Linked DNA regions of Mus musculus: region 2 is linked to region 1. Evidence: chromatin loops called from intact Hi-C (ENCODE). Cell type or tissue: heart. All regions are shown on one strand.

Region 1 (2,500 bases):
CAGAACAACAAAAATTCTCAGGTAAAATGGGGTCATAGATGAAACCATTTTAAGAAGCCTCTCTCTGAGGGATGACTGTAACTCTTGCAGTTCGGTGAGCACCCAGGTTGCAGCCATTGCTGTCAGGCTAGCATATATTCCCTTCTGCAAACTTCCTTCTCATTTCTGACATGATGAGGTCTGCCACGGGGTCCTCGGTTGATACGAGAGTTTGGATCCTCCAGTTACTAGCAAGCCAAAAAACCTAATTTCTATATTTCTGGGGCCAGGTACTTAATCTCATTTTTGATCAGCACAGAGCCAGAGCCCCTGGAAGGACTGAGTGCTCAGGCACATATGCCAGCCCTAGTCCTGGGCCCTGCCCTGCCCTGCCCTCCACCAGACTCCAGCCCTGAAGGACAGACTGAGGGAGGACAGATGCAGCTCTGAGGGAGTTGTCCCCACCCTTACCCCATGAAGCACCATCCAGCCCTGGTAGACAGGTGCACTGTGTGAGTTCTGCAGCAACAGGTCTCACTTTCTGGCTCAGGAAACTGCAGAAAGCACAACTAGAAGTTATATTTCACTTTTTCAATCCCTTGAAAGGTAAATGTGAAATATATAGTCACGTGAGTGACCCTTATTGGAATTAGAATATTAAAATCATTACTATAATTATAAAATCATGGCTGAATGCTTGCCTGTTATGTGTGGTGCCTTGGGTTCTATTCCAAGCATAGGGACAAATGAAAGACAAAAGGAAGGAAAGAAGAAAGAAAGGAAGGAAGGGAGGGAGGGAGGGAGGGAGGGAGGGAGGGAGGGAAAAAGGAAAGGAAAGGAGAAGAGAGGAGAAGGGAGGGGAGAGGGGAAGGGAGGGGAGAGGAGAGGAGGGGAGGGGAGAGGAGAGAAGGATGGTGAGTTAGTAGAACCTACCTGTAAACAGAGAACCTGGGAGGCAAAGATAGAGAAGATCCCCTCAAGTTCTGGGCAGCCTTGGCTACATGTTAGGAATCTGTCTCAAAGGACAAAACCAAAGCAACCAACTAACCAAACAGCAACAAATCCACAGAATTTGAAACAGTTTTTTCTGAACAAAATCCACAGAGGAAGTTCTGCAGGTTGTGGCCACCAGAGAGCAGAGTTCCATGCTAAGTCAAGCCTGTGCTGCCACCTTCTGGTCTTGCTGGACAGTGTGACAGGCAGCCATGACCTGTCTCCACTGTGCTCTTGTCAATGTTCTGGGGACCGTGTCTCTGGATAAACCATGGGACCTCACACAACAGTCTGTCACTCTGTCTCCTTGCACACATTCTTTGTCTCAACAACTGGCAGTCATCCTCTGTGGCACCTGCCTCTTCCATCAGGCCCATCAGAGCTCAGGGTCAGATGTCCCCACTGGCTCCCCTTCTGGGCATGCTCATATCTGCAGGGGCCTACTACCCCATCAGCCTGCTGGCTACTTCTCCCATGCCTGGCCCAGTAAGTCCGCAATCATGTATGTCACTGCTCTACACAAACACTCAACAGTTTCCCATGGTGCCAAAGTCTTTAAAGGCTCTGAAGGCCGAGCTCCACTTTGGACATTCGTCCTCTGAACTTGAACTCTATCTTCTAGGTATCTCCGAGCACATGGGCAGGTTCTTGTCTTCCTCCTCCTGAACTCTCTTCTGCACCCTCACCAACGTCTGTGGCTCCTCTTGCCCACTCACTGTACTTGACTCCTGACCCTCCCGTCTCATCACATCTATAGGCAGTTAACTGTCTCAAGGTGTTCTTCCCTCTATAAGGGCAAGCATGGCAGGTATGACTGACAGGCATGACAGGTATGACAGGAATGACAGGGATCCGTGCGCAATCCCAAGCCTGAAGAGCTACCAGCATGCAGCATGCATTCAGAAACATTTCTGAAATGAGTGGGTAAATTTCCTCCAATGTCTTGTGAGCCTGTGACTATCCAATAAGAAAAAGGATTTTCTCTGGTTCACAGTACGTGATAACTGACCAGTCAGTTACTAGTTATAAACTTGCCTCAACTTATAAGAGAAAAATCATTATTTCATTGAATTGGTTCTATTTACAAGGGTGACCAACATGTGAGATTCTGGCCCAACAACAGAAAAGAGCAATTGAGCAAAAGAGTTGTTGGTCTTTAAGATTCTGTGTTAACACAACTCTCTGCTCACAACTACCCAGAAGGCCAAGACTGTTCCAGGCCAGATCAGGCTGCTATAGGCAGACTGCCCCGGGCTGCAGAAGGCTGCCTCAGGCTGGCTATTCCAACCCACCAGGGGCAGACCTTTCCCTAGCCTCCTGCGGCAGAGCTGGCACAGTAGCATGTAAGGCTTGGTGCTTCCAGAGATAGGGCTAGGGACACCTGAGTGTGCTCCACTGAGTCTGCACAAACTAATCACTCAGCCGCCTTTCCCAGCTAGAGACTCTCTTGAAGCTCCCTTGGTGACTTTGGTACCACTGCGAGAGTGTCATTTCTTAGACACAACAGTTGCTGAGTTGTTTTTGGTGG
Region 2 (2,500 bases), 140 kb after region 1:
GAGGGCCCTGTGTCTGGTTCCCAGGTTGGGGGAGAGCTAGGACTCTTGTCAACCATGAGTTTTATTGCTGGTACCAGAGCCAGTGTGTCACACTGAGGGGTGAGTTTGTGTGTGTGTGTGTGTACAGTGTCACATAGGGACTCAAAGCAGTTCCTCCGGGGTCCTACTCTAAGGGGGAAGATGCTCCCCCTGTAGGTGGGTTTGGAATGCTATGGTGTAGACAGGGGTGCCATGCGGGGTACTTGAGGGCACATGGGAGAGGGACTCAGGTAAAGGAAGGTCAAAGTTGGAAGATTTTAGGAACAAAGGGTTGGGGAGGGACAGGTCACCTGTGGTAACACAGGGACAGCAGGTATGGAACTGTGCAGCCTGAGAATATTGGAGAGAAATACGAGGGGAGCTGGGTCAGGTGGGCAGTAAAGAAATCAGCACCTAGCCCCCAGGGGAGAAGTTCATGGAAAGACAGACTTTACAGGGAAGTAAGAACAGTCAAAGACCTAGACCTAGTCTCCTTCCTAGGATGCCCGTGGCCACACCAGGGGCACATGGACTGGAGTGCTGCCACCTCTGCAGGGCTGACCTTGATGTGGTCTTCGTGCATCGACACTTTTGACTGTTTGGGGCACCATGCCTCAAGTTTCAGAGATCATAGACACACAGGGCCCTATGGGCTGTGCCTAAGGGCTCCAGGGCTCCAGGAGGAGGTGATGACCCAAACCCCAGTGCATTTATTTTGATTGAAGAGGCACAGACTCTGTGCATCTGGGTGCTGGGCGGTAGCATCAGATGCACTGTGGTTGTGACTCTGGAGGCCACTGTCATCAGGCAGGGTCTTCTCCACTGGGCCATCTCTCCAGCTCACCAGGCAGCGTCTTTAGCTCGGGGCTTCATTTTCAGGTCTCAGCTCGAGTGGTTTTTGTTGTTGTTGCTGTTTTGTGAGATAAGGTTTCTCTGTGTAGCCCAGGCTATCCTGGAACTCACTCTGTAGACCAGGTTGGCATCAAACTCTGAGACTCACCTGCCTCTGCCTCCCAAATGCTGGGACTAAAAGCATGCACCATCAGCCAGGCTCAAATGATATTCTGTGGGTTTGTTTCTAACAATCATATCTTCCAGAAGTTGACTGTTTCCTTGGTTTACTGTTCTCGTTTAATGATCAGAATCACAGATGCTTATCTGAAGACTGGGTTATGGAGTATGTAGGAGGCAAACTCACCCAAGTTTGGATTACAATAAGACACGATATGGGTCCAAGAGAAACAGAGGGTGGAGATGGAGATGAGGGAGGGTGAGGATCTGTAGAGAGGTCCCTGGGGAGAGCAAGCTCCAGAAATTCTTTGTTCCTTAGGGCTCCCTGTAAGGCAGGTCAACTCTGCCCCCTTGTGGTGAGAGCCCAACGACAGCTGGGTCACCAGAGTTTATTACTGAGTCATGAAGTCTCCTGAAGAAAAGCTGGCGTGGTGTGGCCCTTGCAGACACTGCAGAGGATTAGGGTGTGGAGAGGCTCTGAGATGAGTGATTCAGCTGAAGGCACGATGCCCAGTTGTGTGCTCTCTCTCCCTCTCCTCCCTCCTCCTCCTCTACCCCTTCCCCCTTTCTCCCTTTCTCTCCCCACAGTCTCACTGGATCATCCTGGCTGGAATAAAACTCCCTATGTAGATCAGAGACACCCCCCTGCCTCTGCCTTCCAAGTGCTGGGATTTAAAGATGTGTACCACCGCCTATAAATGGCAGAGGCAGTGGACCCTGAAGGTCAAGTGATGTGAGGAGTAAAGCCTGGGGCTTTCAGGGGTTGCACTTTTTTTTTTTTTTCTTTTTAGCAGCAGCTGACTTTCCAGCAGTGCTGGGTAAGTCTGTCTCTTATTTACTGTGGCTTCACTCTAATGTGCGGCTTTGCTCTGTGGGCTCCTTTTCTCTGAATTTTGCTGTGCGTGTGAATGCATGGCCACACACAGGTTCCATCATAGACGTGTCCAGTGTCCTTGAGCAAAACATTGCATGGCTATTTCTCAGAACCTAAATGAATGAAACTTTCCCTCCCTGAGTGTGGTGGAGGGAGGTTTAGAAGTCTCTGGAAGCTAAGCAGGAAGCTCAGAAAGTTGTAAGATTCAGGAGGCTCCTCTCCAAAGTTATAGAAGCAGAAAAAAAAATGCTATGGAAAAGACTCTAGCCAGGCATCGGTGGTGCACACTTTTTTTTTTTTTTTTTTTGGACAGGGTTTCTCTGTATAGCCCTGGCTGTCCTGGAACTCACTTTGTAGACCAGCCTGGCCTCGAACTCAGAAATCTGCCTGCCTCTGCCTCCCAAATGCTGGGATTAAAGGCGTGTGCCACCACTGCCAGGCTGTGGTGCACACCTTTAATCCCAGCACTTGGGAGGCAGAAGAAGATGGATCTCTGAATTGAGGTCAGCCTAGTCTATAGAGTGAGTTCCAGGACAGCCAGGGCTATACAGAGAAACTTTCTCGTTAAAAGCTGACATACAGAGAGAGAGAGAGACA

What was found. A loop is a pair of places that touch in the nucleus more often than their neighbours do. Peaks named below come from ENCODE experiments on the same cell type or tissue, not always from the same donor. Only the 100,000 strongest peaks of a DNase experiment are listed, where the experiment ranks them.
Region 2: it touches region 1 in a loop (9-fold over the local background); 22 of 42 quality-filtered maps call a loop at or near these places.

Annotation. Positions count from the first base shown.
Region 1 is chr11:120,904,416-120,906,915 of GRCm38, forward strand. The region is part of intron 3 of Ccdc57 (coiled-coil domain containing 57); the gene reads right to left. Among named protein-coding and RNA genes, the nearest start is that of A430102A20Rik, 27 kb to the right of the region's middle. In heart, a CTCF peak has its summit at 1,145 (motif pointing left); a DNase peak (open chromatin) is centred at 1,246; H3K27ac peaks cover 602 bases.
Region 2 is chr11:121,039,983-121,042,482 of GRCm38, forward strand. All of the region lies in intron 1 of Gm11775 (a long non-coding RNA gene), which reads left to right. Among named protein-coding and RNA genes, the nearest start is that of Cd7, 1.8 kb to the left of the region's middle. In heart, a CTCF peak has its summit at 1,385 (motif pointing left); a DNase peak (open chromatin) is centred at 1,459; H3K27me3 peaks cover 310 bases.